2 separate regions of the Homo sapiens genome follow, and region 1 is linked to region 2. The links are chromatin loops, found by intact Hi-C in ENCODE. Cell type or tissue: chondrocyte. All regions are shown on one strand. Each heading gives the region's core, and the rest is flanking DNA. Links, peaks and the distances in the headings are about the cores only. Region 1 overlaps LOC283038 (a long non-coding RNA gene). Region 2 holds the start of LOC124902520 (a long non-coding RNA gene).

What was found. Hi-C counts contacts between places; a loop is a spot of excess contacts. Peaks named below come from ENCODE experiments on the same cell type or tissue, not always from the same donor. Only the 100,000 strongest peaks of a DNase experiment are listed, where the experiment ranks them.
Region 1: a loop joins it to region 2, with 3 times the contacts of the local background. A loop is called at or near these places in 1 of 110 quality-filtered maps.

Annotation. Positions count from the first base shown.
Region 1 is chr10:125,689,616-125,702,385 of GRCh38, reverse strand. LOC283038 (a long non-coding RNA gene) reads right to left here. Exons shown (of 5, transcript NR_033848.1): 3 at 3,199-3,262. Among named protein-coding and RNA genes, the nearest start is that of TEX36, 13 kb to the right of the region's middle. In chondrocyte, for the core only: a CTCF peak has its summit at 7,468; no DNase peak of the experiment used is centred there.
Region 2 is chr10:124,998,206-125,008,278 of GRCh38, reverse strand. CTBP2 (C-terminal binding protein 2) reads left to right here. Exons shown (of 11, transcript NM_001329.4): 4 at 4,787-4,941; 5 at 5,175-5,319. It overlaps LOC124902520 (a long non-coding RNA gene), which reads right to left and starts at 8,427. Exons shown (of 2, transcript XR_007062329.1): 1 at 7,828-8,427; 2 at 6,785-7,621. RefSeq lists enhancers at 1-427, 4,561-5,101, 5,102-5,643, 7,438-7,938, 10,002-10,073. In chondrocyte, for the core only: CTCF peaks have their summits at 4,829 (motif pointing left), 7,388 and 7,588 (motif pointing left); DNase peaks (open chromatin) are centred at 5,518, 6,008, 7,673, 8,648 and 7 weaker places.

The DNA.
Region 1 (12,770 bases), core at 4,667-9,666, 690 kb before region 2:
CTTTGGGACATGTGCATTTTGAGATGCCTTTGGGACATCTGAGAGGGCAGCAAGTAGACACGAGCAGGTACTGCCAAGCTATGAAAAGAGGTTGGGGCTGGGCATGGTGGCTCACGCCTGTAATCCCAGCACTTTGGGAGGTCGAGGTGGGCGGATCACTTGAGATCAGGAGTTCGAGACCAGCCTGGCCAACATGGTGGAACCTCATCTCTAATAAAATACAAAAATTAGCTGGGTATGGTGGCGGGCACCTGTAATCCCAGCTACTCGGGAGGCTGAGGCAGAAGAATCGCTTGAACCCGGGAGGTGGAGGTTGCAGTGAGCTGAGATTACACCACTGCACTCCAGCCTGGGCGAAAGAGTGAGACTCACTCTCAAAAAAAAGGGCGGGGGAGAGAGGGAGAGATTGGGGCTGCAGATTTAAAATATGTAGGAGCCATCCCCATGAGAGGTAAGCCATGGAGGCGATACCTGGGGAAAGGTACCTGCCTGCCTACCTGGTAGAAATGAAACAGTCCAAGCTTTCCAATGTGGATGAGAACTTTAGAAATGAAATCACACAAGCAGTGAACTAAAATGAGACAGGCAAACCTTCTAGCAACCTTGCATCTGACATTTGTCACTGTAAACCTGCTTGTCATACACAAATCACTTGCAACCACAAGGAGGACTGTGGATCAGTTGGTCACTCTGCCCAGGTCTTTGTATGCCTGTGACTTTAAATCAGGTTCTTGTGACTTGCACAGCATTTTGTGCCGTGTATTTGTAAAGATATCTTGCCAGCATATTTTATGCTTCAGTTAATTTAGTTGACATCTAATTTAGTTGACATATAAAAATAAAATCAATTTTCAGACAAAATACCCATAAAATAAGTGAAATGCTGTAATAGGTTTCAAGAAATTAAAATGTAATATATTTAGGCTTCTATTCTAAAGCAATTTGATCTAGAATAGCAGATACTGTAGATGTAATTTTTTCCATGAATTCTTGTCAATTATATAATAAATGTTGCTACTATATATTGAGAAATTTATTGCTTGGAGTTGTTTGTCATAAAAAAATGAAAATTTTTGTTGGGGTTTCCTTTAAAATGCCAAAGAGCCTAAATATGAATACTTCGTATATTGATGTTCAGGCTGTAATTAAGCCATGACAGAGATTATTACTTTGGATGTAAACACTATCAAATTTTCATTGGGTGAGTTCTTTTTAAATTAATGTTGAGTTATGTTCTGTTTATTATCCTGTTTGCCTTACGTTTCCTGTCGTTTTCCAGTTGTCTGCTTGAATTCTGTTTTTCAATAGTGATTTAGCAACTGATAATGTATATTGATTTCAGTTTTGCTTCTAATTTACATTTGTATCTGTTTGGTTGATGTATTTGGCTTAATCATTTTATTTTTATAAGCAGTTGTACAATTTGTTAATTTAGCTAGATGATTAAATTTGGCTTCTAAAGAGTTTGTTTTAGAAAATAGTCCCTGAAGTAAATTAGTGTTTGGCATTTCCAACATGTCAAAGGAGCTGGTCTCTTAAAGATAACTAGAAATGTAACTCTGAATTCTTAAAAGTGGTTTTGTAATTTTAAACCTCTGACTATATGGAGCTGTATATTCCAGTAGGTGGTGCAAATCGACTCCATTTCAAATGGAAATGTAATTTAAACTTGTGATGTAACTGTTTTCACTGTAAAAATAATATTTCAACATGTTTCGCAACTGCAAAATTATTTTCCTCTCTTTCTAAAGGAAGCTTGATTTACCCTCTCAATGCTCATTTTTCTTATGGTTTATTCCTCAGGTATCATTCTGATCATTGTTGTTACAGGAGAGATGAGAGGAAGTTAGAGGGGCTAGAAGAACCAGGAGACCTGTTGAAAATCATGAATACAAAGAGAGGTCGTTTGCTTCTGTGCTTCAATTCTATAATAAAATGAGTACAATGTCAGTATCAGTGTTCTAATAGTTTTTATATCCAAAAGATGAATTGAATGCCATGTTTTGTCTGTTGTAAAACTTGAGGTTATTTCACTTCTAGGAGTCTGATATCCTCACACAAGCACATAAAATATGTATACAAGGATATTCACCGCAGCATATTTTTAAAATTAATTTTTTTCTTTCATCCCAGTCATATATGTGCAGCAAAGTAGGATGATTAAGAGCAGGGCCTCTGGGCAGCTGCCTGAGATGGAGGCCTTACCACGTGAGTATCTCTGTTTCCTTTTCTGCAAAATGCAGATCCTCACAGGTAGCGCTACTGCATCATGGCATTGATAGGAGGATTAAATGAGCACATATGTAAGTGTGCAAAGCATGCCTGGCAGGTCGTAAGCACTGTATCAGTGTTAACTGTACCTCTAAAGTAAAATAGCACTGAAAGGATTGCAGTGAGAGGTAGCATTCTCTTGCAGTATTCCTCCAGCCCCCGAGTATCACTTCCTGGTGCTAAGCACTCACAACCCCTCTCCACCCCTGCTCCTGACAGTCACCACCATAACTTTAAATAGTATTCTTACACAGCTATTTTTTAACCACTTTAACTATTTTAAGTGTCCAATTCACTAACATTAAGTACATCTACAATGTCATGCAATCATCACCACTATCCATCTCCAGAATGCTTTCATCTTCATAAACAGAAACTCAGTCCCCATTAACCAATAACTCACCATTCCCCTTTGTCCCCAGGGCCTGGTAACCACTACTCTACTTTTTGTCGCTATAAATTTGCCTATTTTAGGTATCTCATGTAAGTGGAATCGTATGATATTTGTCCTTTTGAGACTGGGTTATTTCACTTAGCATAATGTCCTCGAGTTTCATCCACGTTGTACAGAATTTCATTCCTTTTTAAGATTGAATAATATTCTATTGTTTTTATATGTAACATTTTGTTTCTCTTCATCTGTCGATGGACATTTAGTTTTCTTCTGCCTGTGGCTACTGTGAATGATGCTGCTATGAACATAGGTGTACAAACATCTATTCAAGTCCTTGTTTTCAGTTCTGGGCAGCTATTTTTTGATGTGTCTGTTCTTACATTATCTTTTTACTTCTAGGCACGGTAAATTAGATAGACAAGGACTTAAGCATAATCAACTCCCTGCCTTTCTACATACACTCCCAGTCCCCACTCCCACATAGCTTTGGTTAAAAAAACAGTGTTTTCTCTATCGAATGTAAGTTCTCTTACCTTCCCTGGGATGGAAGGGACGAGGAAGGAGATGGTGTTCCTGGAATCCAGGGAGAACTGGAGCCTGGGAAGAAGCAGAGGGAAGCGGAGATGACGAGCAAGACTGCACCGGATGCCAGAGCCTGAAGGAAGCAGGGAAGAAAGATGCTGGCCTTCCTCTCCTTTCTCTGCTCCATCTCTTATAGCTCAAACCAGCTTGAAAGCCAGAGGGCAAAGCAGCCCAGGCCATGCATCCGCAGGGCCCAGGAAGATGAGAATGGACCAAGGAAGGAGGCCAAATGGAGCCCACCTGCACCCTTTTCTTCCTGAACTGTCCTCTCCATCGCCAACTCCCTGCCAGTACCCATGGCCCCTGCTGCCAGCAGGAGGACACCTTCCCTGAGAGCAGCCTCACTGTGCACATGGACCTGGCAGGGAGGCTCACACACACCCACACTCAGAACGAGCACAGAAGCTTCTCCCAAGGCCAGATAGAAATGGCTTTTGGATTACCCGCCATTTGGGCAGATTATCTGCACCACTGCTTCCGTCCATTACTGAGGAGAGCCTGGAGGTATCTGGACTGTCCTTGGTGTTCTGGGATGACCTTGTGGAGAGCTGATTACAGTCTGTGTGCGGAAAAAGAAGACGTCTGCCTGCCATTCTTTTCCTCACACTGGTTCAGCGACGTTTGATCTCTGGCCTGTGGCTGGAACCCATATTAAAGAGCCTGTCATTGCTTGTGATTTTTCTTGGAAGACCAGAATTCAGATTGGAGCAAGGCTTTCCATCAGAGCTGTAGAGAATCCATATTTGCCTTTGAGCCTTCCCGGCTTCAATTTAGTACTTGAGACCCCTTCTCCATAGCACTCCTCTTCACCCTCATCCCAGCTACGTGCCCCCTGGCTGTGCTCCCCCACCCCCAAGCCATTAGAAGGGCAGCTACCAACACAGCTGTAGGTGTCTGAGCAGAAAAGAAAATGAGAGCGAGAGGCAGCCTCCAAGGAGGTCAGGACATGCAAGAGTCGGTGGATACGCCAGTAATGGGAATTCGGGGTCTTCCTGGTGGGCTCCTTGGATTTGCACAGAGAACATGTGCCTCTGCCATAGCCTCCTCTCATGTCTCAAAGCCCTGACTCCAGGACTCACTTCCAGAGCCTCCAAGCTGTACCGCTCCCCTAGCTCTAGTCCTACCCATTTCTGATGTCCTGGGCCCTTTTCTCCTTTCTTCAACCACCACTGCATTCCCACATAGGCACTATCGTTTATAGATGAGAAGCTGATGCATGAAAAGGTTAAATAACTTGCCCAGTATGGCACGTCTAATAAGCGGCAGTACTAGGGTGCAAAACCAGGCTGGCTACCTCCAAAGCTTGTGCTCTTACCTGAGGGTAACTCTGCCTCCGGGGCCATTCCTCGATGGGTTCCCAGGGCTTTGGCTACTTGCTTCCTTGCTTGCTTTCCTTCTTTTTCTTTCCTTTCTTTCTTTCTTTCTTTCTTTCTTTCTTTCTTTCTTTCTTTCTTTCTTTCTTTCTTTCTCTTTCTTTTTCTTTCTTTCTTTCTTTCTTTCTTTCTTTCTTTCTTTCTTTTTCTTTTCTTTTCTTTCCTTCCTTCCTTCCTTCTTCTTTCTTGCTTTCTTCTTTCTTTCACTTTTCTTTCTCTCTTTCTCTTTCTCTTTCTCTCTTTTCTCTTTTTTTTCCTTCCTCCCTTCCTTCCTTCCCTCCCTCCCTCTCTCCCTCCTTCCTTCCTTCCTTCCCTCCTTCTTTTTCTTTCCTTCTTTCTTTCCCTTCCTTCCCTTCTTTTCCTTCCTTCCCCTTCCTCCCTTCCTCCCTCCCTCCCTTCCTCCTTTCTTTTTTGAGTCTCCTTCTGTTGCCCAGGCTGGAGTGCAGTGGCGTGATCTTGGCTCACTGCAACTTCCACTTCCCAGGTTCAAATGATTCTTGTGCCTCAGCCTCCCGAGTAGCTGGGATTACAGACGTGCACCACTACACCTGGATAATTTTTGTATTTTTAGTAGAGACGGGGTTTCGCCATGTTGGCCAGGCTGGTCTTGAGCTCCTGGCCTCATGTGATCCGCCCACTTCGGCCTCCCAAAATGCTGAGATTACAGGTGTGAGCCACTGCACCTGGCCTGTTGTTTGCTTTCTAAGTGTTGGGAAATATTCCTGCTGTCTAAAGAAATAGTGAGGCATTAGCATTCAGGTGAGTTTTGTTTTCAAGTATGACTTATTATATAATAATAACAAATTATTCTGAATGTGCTTTTTAAACATTGTTTTACTGCACTGGAGATTGGGTTAAAACAGAGGTTAGCAATTTTTTCAGACCGAAGAGTCCAAGTGCACTGAAATCCAGAAAACATGGTCAACAAAGTTGCCAGATGAGAATGCTGATTTTTAACAGAAAAATAAACAATTGCATATGAATGATACTGATATGGGGATGATTAAGGGAATATACTGAATATGGAACCTATCAATTTTATTCTATGAAATTGAATTGGTGGGGCCTTTGCCTTTTGCTTTTTCAAAGTTTTCATAACTTCCTTACCATGCCTGTCAGACCCTAAAGGGAGTGACTGGGCCCTGTGGGTAACAGAGGAGCTGGTCTTGTCAACAAAAAGGAAACTACACTCAGGACAAGAAGGGGTCGCTTGGTCCCTGAGGTGTGCATCTGGTCTGTCTGTGCCAGGTGGAGGGAAAGCTGAAATTATAGGATGAGCGGTGGGGCTGTCGTGAAGGCCCCAGGATTTTCCAAAAGAAGTCCTTTCCCAGGAGGAACAATGGTGCTTTGCAGGTGACATCAAACCCAAAGTGGGTGGGCTGGGGTTGGAGGGTCCACAGGGACCAGGGAATTGGAATTCCCCCTCTCCTTTCCCCACCCACATTGGGGCTCAGCTTCCCACCTGCTCTCCTGGAGACAGTCAATACCAGGAGACCCTGTCTTGCAGAGGCTAAGCATGGTAGAGGACTGAGACATGCTCAGCATTGGTGGACAGCAGGGGATGGGTCAGAAACATGGGTCAGGGAGAGACATGTGGTCCTGGGCTTTGGAGGCTTTAGCCTGGACTCTGGTAGGAGTCTCTGATCCTGGGAGAGCAGAGCCTGTTTTTTTCTTTCCCTCTACCCTCCAGTGGCCCCATCTCTCTCTTTCCCACTGGAAAGAAACTTGTCTAGTATGGCACATCTCCATAGCGTCCTCTCACACTCAGCCTGGGAGGCCAAGTCTTCTTTCTTTCCTAGCTTCTCCCTCAATCTTCATTCCCTCTTAACAGCAAGAAGGAAACTTTATTGGTTGATGTGCAGAAAGGTTCAGAGGTACTGCCGGGTTCAGGTGCAGGTTCAGCTGGAGTTGCCAGAACCCAAGACCCCTCAGCTCCTCCCACAGCCTTCTCCAAGAGTTGGCCTCATTCTCGAGGCATGGGCGTGGGAAGGTGGCAGCAGAAATGCCAGCCCATGTGCTTTTAGATTCAAATCTGTCAGGAAAGATTGAGATTCTCTGCCCAAATAAGAGTCTAGAACGGAGTTTAATTCGCTCTGATTTGGGTCATGTACCCACGGCAGAAGCAAACATTACTGCCAGGGGAATGGGCTGCTCTGATTGGCTGGTATTGGAGCAAGGGCAGAATCAACTCCACTTAAGCCATATGGAATGACAATCAGGAGAGATGGAGAGACAGCTATTGTTGGAAAAAGAGGGATGCTGGATGCTGGAGAGGCAAGCCCCAAATGGCCTCCATGCACCCAGTTCCTCCTGCCTCCGAGTCCCCCATGACTGCCCTGTAAATTCAGATCTGGCCCCTGTGACCCAACCCTGGTCTGGATCACTTGGCCAGTGCCCTTGGCACCTGCCTTAACCCCTTAGGTAAGAATCTGTCAGGCTGTCTATTTACTGTAAAAATTAGCACTGGATACTAAAGAAATCATGCCAAAAGCTTTCAATAATGGAGAAGATTTATATGTAACACACACACACACAATTTATTTCTTTTGAGTCTGATTCCTGAGGGTGGAAGCTTTGAAAATTTCACGACTGTGTTTAGAGGAACCCATAAAGACACTTTAGCTGGTCATGGCCTTCCTGCTTAAAGATCTTATCAGGAATTTTACTGGAACTTGGAGGTTTATTATTACTCATTGTTTGACTGTAAGGCTTCCCTCTTAAGAGTCTGGGGTGAGGCCAAGCACCATGTCTCAGCATTCTTTAAGCTTTCTATGATTTCACATTCCATAGTGCAAGGCTTATTAAAGTGGATTCCATAGGAGCTGACAGGAAAGCTTCTCTGCCTGCCACAGGGTGGAATGACAGTGCTTCTGTGGAAATGTGGATGCGTTCCTCGGTCAGGATTTGAACCCTTGAATAGGGATCACCTATTATGCACTGTGGTATTTTAAGCACCTGACACAATTTGGAGGATTGCCGGTGGAACACGTTTTTGGAACACATGCAAATTTATGATTTGACCGTCAGCCAGTCTGGTCGTCTCTATTCTTTGCAGACCACCTCTAGTTCTCTGGGTTTTGTAGCTTAATTTATACAGCCTTCCAATTGTCTGGGTCTTGAATTGCCGCAAGACATTGATCATACATTACTTGGTTTGCCATACCTTCTTTTTAAAAAATCGTCAAATTTTGTTTCTGACCACAATACAAATATGTTCCTTATGGAAATTTGGAAACGCTCAATGAAGAAAAAAGAAATAAATAATTCTAAATATTTGTGTAATCTGCAGTTTTCCCATAATATGTGGATATATATTTACAAAAAGGATTATTCTATTTATGTATTTACTTTTCTTTTTAATTCTGCAGTTTTAGTTACTCAAGGTCAATTGTGGTCCAAAAATATTACAGTATTTTGACAGAGAGAGAAAAAACACATTCATGTAATTTTTACTATGGTATATTGTTATAGTTGTTCCATGTTATTATTAGTTGTTTTTAATATCTTACTGTGTCTAATTTATAAGTTAAACTTTATCATATGTATGTATAGAATGTATAGTACGTATGTATAGAAAAGAAAGTAGTATAAACAGATGTTCCTCGACTTACAATGGGGTTACATCTAGATAAAGTTATTGTAAATTTAACATATCTTAGGTTGAACACCATCGTACGTCCAGGAGCCTGCTGTCTGGGTATCACTTTTGCACCACTGAAAAGTTGAAAACTCACAAGCGGAATCATTCTATGTTGGGATCGTCTGTACCACGCGCGGTTTTAGGCATCCACTGGGGTCTTGGAGCATTTCTCCCTTGGATAAGGGGAGGACTACTATAAATTGTTTCAATTTTTTTCCCTAACAAATGCTGTAATGAGCATACTTAGGGATAAATCTTTGTGTGAATACTTGGGTATTTTCTTGGGGTAAATTCTCAGGAGTAGAATTGCTGGATCATAAGATATGGATATTTGTAAGGCTTTTTGGGAGCCACTGCTACCCAATTACTTTTTGCTGCCAATAGTAATTTCTTAATTCTTTGTCCTAATGCCAGGCCTGGCAGCTCCAGTGAACAGTGCCTAAAGTGAGAGCCAACCTCTGTAGGTGAGACTTCCTGCTACAGCGGCTCTTTGTTCTTTACAGACGAACTGGTCTTTCAGGGTCTATTCCTTCCCACTGCTTCTCATTCAAATGTCTCCTTACATTGGGGTGAATGCAATCTCCAATTTGAGACAGTGCCTATTCAAGAAGGCAGTGCGTCTGTCACTCAATTACTCAGCTTTCGATCTCGTGGGTTTTCTACTGGACAATCCCTGAAGGAGGGCCTGTAGGTAAGGACTTCCCTACGTGAGAGCAAGACCTTCTCTCCAAAGGCCAGTGTTAGTAAGGGCCCTGGCATTCAGAACTACGTATTCCAACCACACAGGTTAATTTGTCTAGACAATGGCTTGGTCTCTAGAAATGGCCATAAGGATTTTCCTGGGAAGTGAGCTGAGGTGTTTCAGCAAAGCAGCTTTTTAAAATTGAGGGCCAATCATTTATTATGGCCTTTTCAGATGCCAGCAACAATTGGCCAAAGTAGGAGATGCTTGCCGGAATGTCCCTGGGCCGGCCACGCAAAAGTCATAGTTATTCTGGCCAATGGGAGTGATTGCTAATTTGCTCTCAGGGCCCTAACTGGCTGATGGTACAATTACGTGCCTACTATTTTAAGGCTGCGTTTCTAGCCCCAGCCTGGCAGGCTTTCTTGAGACATCTGGCAACAATGATCAAAATGCCTCTTTTTTAAAGGAGGCTCACAATCGATTCATCTATGGACTCACAAGGACAGGCTCATTTAGTAAAGCCAACATGTTTCAAAGAAAAGTATATTTTCATTAACTAGCCTCAAAGCAGTAATTATATGTTCAGAGAACACAGTAAAAATTTATTTCTAAATATTTGGTGGTGAAAGGTTGAAGGCAGTGTGTGTGTGTGTGTGTGTGTGTGTGTCCAACATGTTGCATGTGTTTTAAATAAACCCAGCATCTTCCCCTCAAAAAGGAAGCAGGAAATACAATCGTAGACTTTGAAATTTAATTTTTAGCAACAGGATGTGTTTCTAAATACCACTAACATATCAAAAGGAGAATGTGTAGTTAAAAGCTTTAAAATTGTTATCAAAGCAATTGCAAAGCAAATGAGGTACCTTTCTTCTTCTTTTTTTTTCCCCAAGGATGGTGGTGTCTGAACATTGAAAACCAAATCTCCACTGAGGATCAAAAGCAATGGTGGTGTCTTTTTGCGTGAGATGCAGCTGAACTTGGATGCTCTCCCTGATCTGATTCACAGTTTATAATCACAGTTATCACAGAACCATTAAAAGCCTATTAACTTGAATTCCCACAATTCCTTGAGGGCAAGGGCAGAGAGAGAGCAAAATAACTTTGAATATAAATGTAACACAACATTCGAAGGGAGAGAATCTCTTTTAATTATGCCAGTGAAGGAAGATGTCTTATGGATGCATCTCCCCTAGCAGATGGCTGATGAAAGAATACACATGAAGTCTTAGGATGCTCGGGATGTTATGAAAATGAATTCTCTGCAAAGAGACTTTTAAAGCATAGGGAAGAGTGTGCAGACCTCTTCCTGGGAGGAGGAAGCGTAGAGGACTTGCTAAAATGTGTGGCTGCTGGTTGGGTTGGCTGGATGGACACTGTACCGTGGCGAAACAAATCAGCCTGAAAAGAAGCCTCAGCCACATTCTGTGGAAGCAAGAGCCCAGTGAATATTTGGGCTATTGTCATGTGAGAAATTTGATTTCATGTTTTTCCACCCTTCAGTGACTTCGCTGACATTTCCCCTAACAATGCTATTATGTGCTGTACCAGTAAGACAGTGTCGTCAATAAGCTGTCTTGTGACTTCAGATAAAATGGAATGTTCTTATCTCACCGCAGAACAATTAGACACATCAAATTACTTAAAAAAATCATACAGTAGTGAGCTGTGTGCATACCAATGACAGACTCTGTCCCCAAATCTCTGGGCCCAGCACGGTGGCATCAACACCTCCACATTGGGATGCTGGCGCTAAATAGTCCCCACATGTACTTGCACGCCTGGAGGCTGGACTTGACCTTGCCGTGCTGTTTGTAAAGGAATATTGGAATCACCTGGGGAGGGAAGGCACACATACACGCACACACAGTCTCTCTCTCTCAGTCTCTCTCGCTCTGCTGTCTGAAATAACTAATTCCAATCAATCCACCCTCACCTTAAATGCGTTCTTCCTGCATGAATTACCCACATTCACTGCCCAGCTTGATCTCGTTTCCGCAATGGATAAAGCAAATGACTCAGTCCAGAGGGAGTGGGTTATTGACTAAGTGCTTAATTAGGCGCACAGCTCTTATGTGGTCGTTCTTGTACAGTCAAAACGACTGGACCGTGGCATGGCAAAACCGTGAATTTGGTTTACTCTCATGTGCCTGGGCCACAGTTGAATCAATGGGGCAGCAATCTAAATTAAACATTAAGACAGCCACACCGCAACATGTTTATGTAACTCTGCAAAGAAACAGCGTGTGTCTCAGGATCCTCCAGGGTAAAACATTATCCACTTCCCTACTTGCATATCAGGCACACAGGAAGGTGGGTATGGTACAGTCTAGAAAGGTTTTGAGCTCCTGAGGGAAAACCTTCTAGGTAAACACAATGCAAACTGACTCTTTTGGTCCCTGACTTTGGCTTCTGAATCTTTAAAAGTTTAGCAGTACAGTAACCGCTGTCCAATTAAAGGTAGCAGGTTGAGAAAAGGCTTCAGCGCTTATCTGCAGGTGCAAGGTCAAATGTGCCCAAGGGGCACTGGCAATCCGTTGTCCTTCCCTTAGAAGAACTGAGGTGGTATTGACCTAGACACAGCCCAGGTGCCTCTCCCGATTCTATAAGGAGACGCTTCTCAAACTTTAATGAGAGCATGAATCACCTGGAGGATCTTGTTAAAGCACAGATTGTGATTTAGTAGGTCTGGCTGGGGCCTGAGATCCTGCATTTCTAATAGATTCCCAGGTGATATTGATGCTGCTAGTCCCAGGTCCACAACTGGAGCAGGGAGGTCCTTGAAGGAGGGTTCCCTTACCTTACAGCCAAAGCAAACATGAGGGGGGTAGGAAAAGAAAAAGACAGCTGATGGTTTGGTGACAAGATGCACTGAAGCCAGAGTGGAGGCTGATGGCCACAAAGAACCAGCCAGTCATCCCTGGAGTGAAGGGAAGTGTCTAGACGGGCTTTGATGGCAGCCCTATCAGCTCTCCGTTACGGTATCGTTTACTCAGCTGAGTGTGCAGAAGGCAACATGGTAAGGCTCAATGTGGTGTACATTTCCCGTTCGCCTTTCCAAGGCACACCCCATTGGCAAAAATGCCCTGGAATGTGAACAAAGAGCAAGATCAAGAAAGGACACATTGTATTGGTGGCCATCCACACGATTAACTGAGTTGATGAACCCTAGATCCCTGTAGAGTTGGAGAAAGTGAAGCCTAAAGCCAGCACTCAGCCCAAGTCTGCCTTTTATGACTTTGTCTTATTATTATCTTTGTAACAAGGCTCTTTTATGAGCTTGTGATTTCCTGCCAAGTTGATGAGATCTCCATTATGTTTTATAGTACAAAATAAGAGGATAAGAGAGGTTTTTAAAAGGCCTGCAGATCTCTTCTTCATTTAGGAACCCTGCCTGCCCTAATTCTGTCCCTGTGTGGGGTAGAGATCAACTTTCTGTCATGTTCTAAGACACTGTTCGTTTTCCCTTCAGCTGAAAAATAGATATTTATTTTGCCATTTTGCTTCACGATTCTAGAGGCTGGCATTTTCCATTTTAGTGCTCTTCATTTTGAACCACACATGTAATTACTGCTGTCTTTTAGTCTGTGTTTTCGGAGGACTAGCCCGTTCAAACTGCGAGAGGACAAAAGCAGCTGTCTTTCCAGGGAGTGAAAACAATAGCATAAAGTCTTCATGTAAACCTCAACAAACATTGAAACACAGAAGTGGAAATAGGAATAAAACTCCCAACAAGTAGAGAAACAGAAATCCAACTAAATATTTCCGCCTTTCTCGGAATTTAGAGAAAGAACAAATACGCTCAACACATCTGCTATATTCTAGTGT
Region 2 (10,073 bases), core at 4,537-9,536:
TCTAGTGCGTTTTAAAAAAAGAGGCCAGAGCCGGCCAGGCACGGTGGCTTATTGCCTGTAATCCCAGCATTTTGGGAGACCGAGGCAGGTGGATCACCTGAGGTCAGGGGTTCGAAGCCAGCCTGGCCAACATCGCGAAACCCTGTCTCTGCTAAAAATACAAAATTAGCCAGGCATGGTGGCACATGCCTGTAGTCTCAGCTATTTGGGAGGCTAAGGCAGGAGAATCACTTGAACCTGGGAGGTGGAGGTTGCAGTGAGCGGAGATCGTGCCACTGCATTCCAGCCTGGGCAACAAAAGTGAAACTCTGTCTCCAAAAAAAAAAAAGCCAGAGCCAGCCTTTGCCTCCTATGTCAGAAATGATCATTTGCAGCTGCTTTGCTTTGGGGTAGAAGCCTCAAATCCTGAAACCCTTTACCCTGGGGCAGGTTGTCTTGTGCTGTAAGCAACAGAAACCCATTTAGATCATTTTTAAATAATGAGAATTTCTGTTGGAAGGATGTCGGCTTAGCTCACACAGTGTCTAGGAAGACTGGAAAATGGGTCTCAGAAACACTGCAGGCAGCTTTGTGTGGCAGGATCAATCCAGTTCCTTCTTGGTGACTGCTCAGGGGAACATCCCATTTGCCTTGCATGGTACTGAGCCAGAAGGTCAACTCCAGGCCTGTCTGCCTGTATCCGAGAAAGCAGCAGCTCCCCACAATGAAATGTAGCGTTTTCCAGCTCCGGATCCTTCCGCCATCCTCCCTGAGATCTACCTGCCTTAGGATCTGTGAGATCCACGCACTTTGCTTTTCCTGGGTGTCTGGTTACTGTTCACAAAAGTCCAGCAGTTTGGCCTGGTGTTGTCTTTGTTTTTGACTGAGCATCTCTCATTTCACAAGTATTTATTGCAGCTGCAGCTCTAAGCAATACCAGGCCCAGGGATGGGCGTCAGCACTGCCTTGAGCTGGTGCACAGCACATCCCGGACGGAGGGGCAGGGCCGTCCTGGTGCACACGCAAGCCTGAAACCAGATAGTAATTGATACCAGGGGAGCCGGCAGGGCTTTCTGCTCTACACAGTTAATGTGGGCAAGCTGTCAACAGTAAGGCACTGATGTCATTTCCGTGATGTGTCCAGTTGCAGCTGGAATTGTCCTGAAATGGACAAGGCAGGTTTACTGGCGGGAGACGGTAGAAAGGAAAAATAGCGCATAGAGGGCACCAGGGCCCTGTGACCCTCGTCCGCAAGTGTCTCCTCATACCTCGTGGTTGCGCACCGTGGTACGGGGCCACCCTGAGCGCTGACTCCCGGGCTGTGAAGTGGGAAGAACAGCAGCACTGCAGGACTCTTGTCAGCCTTGTGGTCTGTACGCATGGAAAAGGCCGTCAGCTGTGCATAGCAACTGGAAGCCATGGCTTTTTAGCATAAAGCCCAGTTCTTCGGAAGCCCTCATTACGTACTGCGCCTTGGGCTTTCTCCTCGCAAATTCCCAATCCTGCCCCACTGGGCCTGGGGACCCCACGTCCCTGAAAGGGTCGTGTTCCATCTTAATGTATATGAATCTTACTCTGTGTGTCAGTTACATCCTAATAGGTTAAAAACTTGCTCAAATGGTCAGAAGCCTGAAAGAGGCGTCAGGAATCCTGTGTGAGGTAAGATGGGGGATCTGTTTGCACCTTCATCTCTCCATATGAGATCTTCCATATGAGCTCTTCCAGAAACCTCTGCCCCAGGCTCCAGCAAGCCTGTAGGGCAGCGGCTGCTAGGCAAGGGCTTGAATTTCAGTCCAGATTCTCTGGTGTGTGGGTGGACAGTTTCCTTCTGGGACTGAAGGAGCACTTGGAAGATGGTGCTTTCCCTTCTAGAGCAAACCTTGGCATTGTCCCAGCTAAGCTCTCATGCCCAGGGCTTGGGGGTCTCCTGTGGCCTCCATATCCCTGCACCTCATGCAGGGCACGCAAGCATCCCACCCACTCCCAACCCCCCACCTCCAGCCGTCGTGCCCGGCATCTTTTCCCAGCATGAGAACCCGTTGGCTTTTCTCTTTTCCCGCCTTGCCATGAAGGACCTGCTGCCAGGATTCGAGCCTCAGACCTTGGACAGGTCTCGGGCCAGCCTCAGCCACGTTCTGCGTGCCCGGCCATCAGGGAGGGTAGAGGGTGGGTTTCACCAAGGAGAAAGGCAACCCGTGTCGGGGAGGGAGCCGATCGCTAGGCAACCTGGAGTTTGTTACCCTGGTAACGGATCCATGCACTGATGATGCTGCGGATGGACATCTTGTGACAATGGCCTCTCAGGCTCCCCAGACGCATCAGCGGCTCTGGATTCCCACCTTGCGCCCAGCGTGGTTTTCCTGTGTGGCTACCATTTAACGAACAGCTTGGATTTCTTATAATCAGGCACTCTCTCCGATAACCATCCTGCCAGCACCCCTGAAAGTGAAGTTGGGGTGTTCCTCACTGTGTGTGGGCGACCGCCTGGGGCATGAGACCAGGACTTCCAGGCCCCACAGGGTTGTGCGCTCAGACCTCAAGTAGGGGCCAGAAGAGTGTACTGAAACAGAAGGAATCTTGTGGAATTTGGCAGTTGTACCATTTTCTTAGCAGAAAACAGGAGCCCAGGTGGGAGCCATGTGTGTCGGGTTCCTCGTCAGGTGACGGTGCTGTTGCGGATCTCGCGGATGAGCTGAGGGGGTATCCAGCTTTGTGCTGCACGCTTCCTGTCCACTCATACAGGTCGTGGGCTGGTGAGGACACGGGGGTGTTGGCCCTCGTCCCTGCCTTATTTTCCCCCTCCCCTGCCCTGTTTTCCTGGTGCAGAAGGATGTTGGAGTGCGGATCCATGCGGACACCCTGTTTGGGGACCTGGGTGTCGGGGCAGCAGCAGGAGTGACTGGGTGCACGTGTGCCTTTGGTGTCTGAGCGTCAGGTGCAGCTGCCGCTCAGGGCTGAGAGGGGCCATGATTTCTCCCAGCCGGGGGTGGCAGGAGAACTGCACTTAGCTTGGGGGCCATGCGGGGCTGGCTGTGGACCTGGCTACCCCAGCCCATTCTTCTGAGGCTGGGACAAAAGCCTTTTTTGTACTTTGTGCTCAAAGAGACAATTATCCCAAGTCCCACTGGCCGAGCACGGCCTTCCATGCAGGGCTGGTGCAGGTGCTCTGGGCCGTCCCTCCCCAGCACCGTGTATAGTCTTAACAGGATGCAGTCACGGCCCCAGTGGAGGGGGATTTCCTTCCTCGTCTCCGAGCGTGTGGCTAACGGAATATGAGCCTTGGTGGTCCAGCAGGAGCCCCCCCGTGGCTGGGGTCCCAGTCATCGTCCCCACCAAGTGGCCAGCTTGGGGACTACTAAGAGCCCTTGAGGAGGTTAGGGATGGAAGGCGAGGCCACACAGATGAAGTTGGCCTTTGTGGAAGGCTCCTGCTTTTGCCTGTGGGACCCTGAGCCTGCTGCCTTGTGCTCAAAGGCCAGTGATCCCGGGAATGTCACACCTTCCTGGTTGGGTTACCCATGGTGGGTCACCAGGCTGGGCTCAGCCTGGAGCAATGGCCTGGACCGTCCAGCCTCAGAGGGAGGGAGGGGATGGGGATGTAAGGCCGCCGTCAGGGTTGATCTGGATATCTGAAAAGTTGATGAGCCCCAAAGTTTTAATCTGAGGCTAAAGAGTTCTAATTTGACAAGAGACATTGCCCCTTCCTGGCATCTCGGCGGATTGCACCTCTGGAACTCAGGTAGTTGTTCTCTTGTGTCCAGGGTGTGGGTCTTGAAGATGTGAGGTTTGGGCAGATGGTCAGGAGGACCTACGAAATCCAAGGATGGATTTGAAGGGGGCAGTTTTTGTTGGAGAAAATGCTGCTTCTCTGTCTCTGAGGTCTTCGGAGCCTGCTGGGTTTGCTGCACAGAATAAAGAGAGAAAAGAGGCCCTGAGGCTCTCGCTGCATCCTGGGCGGGCCCCGCAGGGTGTCTGCCCTGTATGTGCACGGGGCGCAAGCATGCGCGTCTGTAGTGTGGCAGGTAAGGCCTTCCACCACCCTGCTGAACGTCTAGATGCAGCCGCGCTGGTCCAGATGAAGTTGCTAGAGAATTTGTACTTGGACTTGTGGGAAGGACCACTGGGGCCCTTCCTGGGGTCACCCCTGCCCCTCTGTCCTCACAGCTGTCCCTTCACCTTGTTGGCAGCACCAGGAAATCTGTCAGGATTAATATGATGGCTCTGGCCTGTCTAGAGAGCTGCTTGCTGTGTGGTCCTTTGAGAAGTTTGCTCTCCTGAGCCCCTAGAGGCCTCCTGCCCTCAGGCATACCTTCCCTGCCCCAGACCCGCCATTTCTCCTCACCCAGCGCAGGTGAGAGGGGCTGGAGGAGCCTGCCCAGGCCGCCTGTTTGTGCAGGGCCTGTCCAGGAAGTTCCTTTGGACGCACACGCCTTATCCCCTGTCATAGTGTGTGAGGGGCAGCTGGTGCCGGTGCAGGCAGGGAGGCACGCGGTGCAGGGACCCGTCCTGTGCTGGACTAGCCTGTGCTGGCCTCGGGGCCCCATGGTCCTGAGGCTCTCGGGACTATGGTCTGCTGGCAGGGAAGCAGCCGTGTGCGTCTCCAGCCAGAGCCGCAAGTGGATGGGAAGTGGCTCCTCTTCGTGTCAGTGGCTCCCTGGAAGGTGATGCAGGTGGAGGCGGTGCCCTCGCTGCTCCGCCACCCTCGCTTGCCCAAGCCCTGCCCTGAGTGATGAGTGGGGAGCTGCCCCTCCACGCACCCTGTGGCCCCAGCCACCCACCCACTGTGCTCACCCCTTCCCTCCTGGCAGGTATCCGCCCCCAGATCATGAACGGCCCCCTGCACCCCCGCCCCCTGGTGGCGCTGCTGGACGGCCGCGACTGCACTGTGGAGATGCCCATCCTGAAGGACCTGGCCACTGTGGCCTTCTGTGACGCGCAGTCGACGCAGGAAATCCACGAGAAGGTGGGCCCACCCTGCCCGGCCGGGGCCTGCACTGACCTTGGGCAGTTTCCTCCCCAGCATCCCCCCATTAGATCGCCCCAAGTCACCGGCAGGCCCCAGAACCCCTGTTCCCTGCTTTCCTGCTGAACTCCTCTGCCTCAGGTTCAAGGGTGATAGGGCCAGGGGGCCAGGCCAAGTGGTGCCGGTGGGCTGCACGGGGTGGGGCTCCGACCCTGTGCTCTGTTCCCACGCAGGTTCTAAACGAAGCCGTGGGCGCCATGATGTACCACACCATCACCCTCACCAGGGAGGACCTGGAGAAGTTCAAGGCCCTGAGAGTGATCGTGCGGATAGGCAGTGGCTATGACAACGTGGACATCAAGGCTGCCGGCGAGCTCGGTGAGTGCGAGGCAGCGCTGGCTGCCTGGAGTTGTCCGGAGCTCTGTGGGCCCTGCTCGGGTGGGCTTGGAGAAGCAGCTGGAACTGGGACCACGGAGCAGCCGCTTCTGGCTGTAGCAAGGTGGCTGCCTCCAGGCCGGGCTGTGGAGCACCTTGCGGCCCTGCCTTCACATGACACAGGTAGGATAGTCCCTGCTGGCCCTTGTGTGGGGTCTGCGGGGCTGTGAGGCATCTCTGCCCTCAGAGCAACACCCAGCTGGCACAGGCTCAATTTGGAGACACCCAGTGCCGCCTCCAGAGGGGAGAATGCGACTGGCCACATGTCCTCTAAACCACCCCTGCTGGGTGCGTCCCCTAAATGACCCCTGCCGTGTGTGTCCCCTAAACTGCCCCTGCCGTGTGCACAGCTCTAGGCCCCTGTCCACATGGGAACCTGGGCCTCCCGTTCTGGGAGGGCAGCCTTAGCAGCATGTGGTCCAGGTCAGCACCAAAGCAGGTGGGCCCCTGCCCAACACAGTTGATGACAGAGGCTTCCGAAGAAAAGCAGAGGCAGCAGGCGGGAACCCAGAGTTGGGGGCTTCAAAGCTGCTTATCGGCCCCATGCACTTGCGGCTGGGGGTGCATGTTGAGGGGGGCCTCTGCCCAGCACCCCGTGTGAGCTCGTGAGTGCTGAGTGCAGAGGCACAAGAAGCAGACCGCTGGCATCGAGCGTCCTCGGGAGAGGGCCAGGTGGGCACTGTGCTTGCTCTGTGTTTGGAACACGCCACCCCTGCATTTTGGGGGTGGGGGCTGTACTCTGCCTTACGAGTGCTGAGGTGCCCCAAATTCATGAGGCACCATGAATTCCAAGGCAGCAGCCTGGCCTTGGAACAGCTCTTCCTGTGCTCCAGGAATAGCCCAGGCGCTATTTCCCCACCTCTCTCCCATCGGCTAAGGCCCCAGTGGGCCCCGGTGCTTCCGGGACGGGCTGGGTGTCAGATGGGCTCTGTGTGTGAGCGGAGTGTTACATACATCTGAGAATCCTGCTCTCGGGCACCACCGGCCACGTTTTCAGGGAGGCCACCCCCATGGGCTCCAGCTGTCTCTCCACAGCCTTAGCCTGGGGCATGGAGTGTATGGGTCAGAATCTTAGTTGAATCCTTCACGGCCAGTCGGGGCAGCACCCAGGTACCGGAAGCACTGGGTGGGTCTTGGTGTCAGGAGCAGGGCTGGGGAGCCGGGCGAGCAGGGAGCTGCCCGTACACTCACAGGGGTCAGGACGCAGTGGGGTGGGGCTGCCCCACGGGCAAATCCCAAAGCAAAAGGCCAGGGAAGGAGAGAGAGTCACTCAGATTCCACACCCCTTAGGGTCCTGGAAGCAGCAGCTTCACACATCCACCCCTCACCCTCCCCACACCCCTCACTTGCTACCAGCCACGGCGTCCTTCCGAGCCCCTCTGTTGGAACAAAGACACTCCAGAAGATGTGAGTCTTCAAAGGCGTGTTTAATATAAACTAAAATTTTCCATCTTTCCCTGGCACAAACAAGGATATTTTTGTTTGAAAACAAATGTCCTTTGTGCTCTGGGTAGAGCTGAAATCCCAAGTTTCAACAGCAGAGGAGAATACAGCTTCATGTGCCAGGGGCTCTCAAATCCTTGTCCCCCGCACCTCTTGCTTCTCCAGCACGTCGGCCCCTCACCACACAGCTCCCAGGCCCATACGGGTGCTGACCCTGCCCTTCCTCGGCTGGACCAGACGCTGCTTTCCAGGGAGAGAGGGGAGGTCCTTGCCTGTGGAACTTCCTATTTCTCCATTTCTAGAAGTGCCCCGCACAGGCAGTGGGGCCAGAAAGGCACCAAGGCCTCAATGACAGGGGGCCTGGGAGGGCCGAGATGGGAGGTTGTGTTCCCTGAGTTCTGAGACCCACAGAAGACGACCAGGACCAGGGACTGCGGTTTTGGAAAATGTAGAAGGGCTGTGAGTGGTGGATTTTCATTGATCCTGGTCCCATCTGATAAGGGCGCTTGGAAGACATCTGCGGGGCCCTTTTAAAGGGCACTTTTCGAATGTAGACTCTGGAGGCGGAAAATGAGCCTCTGTCCAGACGTCCTTTGTCTCCGAATGCATATTCCCCACATCATGCGGTCAACGGGCCTTTTGTGCTGAGGGCTGGGAGCGGCAGGTGGCTGCAGGCAGGCCCTCTCCTGATGAAAGAGGGTCCCTCGCAGGCCCAGAAAACAAGGCCCTCCATGTTGCACGAGGCAGCACACTAGGCCTCTGGTGACACCTTCTGGGATCGCAAGGCTCTGAGCTGTCAGCCCTGGAATGACAGGCGAGAGTCAGCGCTTCACGGCAAGAGCAGGGCAAGGCTTGAGGAAGCTGCTCACCTGCACTTCTCCCCACGAGCCGGGAAGACCTCGAGAGGGCCCTACACCCCTCCCCACCCCCGCCGCCTCTAGCAAGCTGGTTTATGTGGTTTCCTTGCCAGCGGCAGTCATGAAGGGATTAAAGCACGATGGCACTGACCGTGAGAGAAAAGCAGCTTGCCTCTTTGGGGCCGTTTTCCAGGCTCCGTGGATGCTGGGAGGCCCAGCCTGCGAGTATCAGAGCCACCCATCGTGTGGCACTTGAAGGATCAGCTTGACTCATCCAGAAGGGAGGCTGCATCCACAGAGCGATAGAGGACAGCTAAGAAGATGCTCCCTCCGAGAGAGCGGTGAGGGTTATGGAGGTTCCTGGCAGTGGCGCCGCCGCGGTCTGGGTGGGAAGGTTCTGCCATCCCAGGCAGTGGCTGCAGCTCTTCCTCCTGCACCATCTCCCCGTCCTGGGACTCTGCACTCCGGTGAGCAGTGGAACCACGGAGCTGAATGTCCAAGTTCGGTGAGAAGACTGACCAGATGTCCTGCCTCAACCTGCCTTTTTGTGCCACCCACCCACCCGGGTGCCTTTACACACGTGGCCTTGTGGGGTCTCCCAGCCAGCATCAGCTCATCTCCTAGGAGGAGGTGCTGCTGTTGACGCCAGGCAGCACTGCCGAGCCAGCCCCGGCAGCAGCACGGAGCCAGCGTCCTTGAGGGTGATTCTGCTGCGGGGCCTCCCTGCTGGGCTTTAGCCTGCCCGAGGAATGAAAATTGTCCCAGCCGCCAAAGATTTTCTTGAACCTCTGGCATCAGCCTCAGTCTGTCTGACTTAATAATAACATGGCATGTGATCAAGCCCCAGCTTCTCTGCTGAGCTATTTCAAATGAATGAGGCCAGTTTCCTGCAAGATTCCTGGCATCCAGCTCGTGGGAAAGTTGGTCGGCCTCAGTCACCGTCAACCACACTGGTCCCTTGGCAGGGGTCGGTGGCCCAGAGGAGCCCTCAGTGGCCACGTTGGGTGGGTGGGTGACCTGCTCACAGTGGCTTCACCTTCTCTGAGCTGTGTGTCTTGCTAAGCGGGTCACTCTCAAGGCCCTAGACCTAGGGGTGGCCCTTGTGGGGAGACAGCCACGCAGCCATCTAGAAAGTGGGTTTGTGGCACCCACTGGTCTTGTTTCCTGTCCAGTAGAGCCGAAGAAGCTGCCTTGGTGATTGCCGTCCCCACCCCAATCTGTCCCCACCCCAATCTTCAGGACTTAAGATAGAGGAATCCTGGGCTGCCTTAAAGGTGGCCCTGTCCCAGTGCCTTGGGCACCCCTTGCTGGGAGAGACACTCTCCTAAGGGTCCCAAAGCTGGGATTAGGAGGGAACCATTTCACTTGGGCTGACGTGATGCCCAGATAGCCACACCCCTCCTCAGAGAGCTCAACTGGGAGCCACAGGCTGGCTGCTGAGCCCACCCTCTGGGGCCCCGCCCCTGGCTCGGCCCCTCTGGTCTCTGCTGCAAGCAGGCCTCTGGATCTCCACCTGTCGGGTGTAGGGAGGGGCCGTTCCCAGCCTGGCCCTCTGCCTACTTGCACCCCTGTTGTATCTGGCAGTCATTCATTCTTCCCCAGACACCCTCTGGCTGAGGAGGGTAAATGGCAGGGCCCTTTCTGCCTATGACTTGGGTTAACTCTCCATGCCACAGCTGCTTTGTGCTGGGAGATACTTGACCCTGGTCTCTGCAGCTCGTGTGGGGCCAGAGGGCTCACCCCAAGCCACCCTCGGCCCTGACCTGAAGGCTGCTCCACGGGGCAGGGAGGGCATCCTGTCTGCTCTGAGTTCTTCCCAGCAGAGCAGGGTGCTGAGCACATGACCACAGGGCGATTGTGCACACGCTTCGGCCATCGGTTCCGTTCCCGGGGCCAGCCCTTGCATCCGTGTGGGGGTGGAGGTGTTTTTTTAAAACCAGTATGTTTAAAACGTATGTTTTTTGCATCAAACTGTTAGCATAGCTTAAAACCAAAAGCCATTCTTTGTCACCCTGCCAGCTCCATGAGGGAGACCCTGAGGGGTTTGAGGCTGAGTGGGGTCCACTTGGAGGAGTCTGGTCTGAGGCCCACTGGCTTCCTGCCACTCCGGGTCCTTTCTTGGGACTCAGTGCAAGCCCAGGAGGAAGCCAGTCAGGCCCAAAATCAGCCATAGGAGTTGGGTTGGTCATGAGCCACGTCCTGGAGCAAAAGTCCTCCTTGGGAGGGAGGGGTAGATGTTGGGGCTAGAGCTTCCCATGCATCAGAGCCAGAGGGCCTACCGCCCACGTGCCCAGCCCCGCGTCTGCTAGACGATAAGGTGGGCCTCCCCCGGTGCCAACAACCGAGTCTCAGGAGGGCGGGCTGGGAGCCCTGGGGCTTCCCCACTGATCTTGAGGT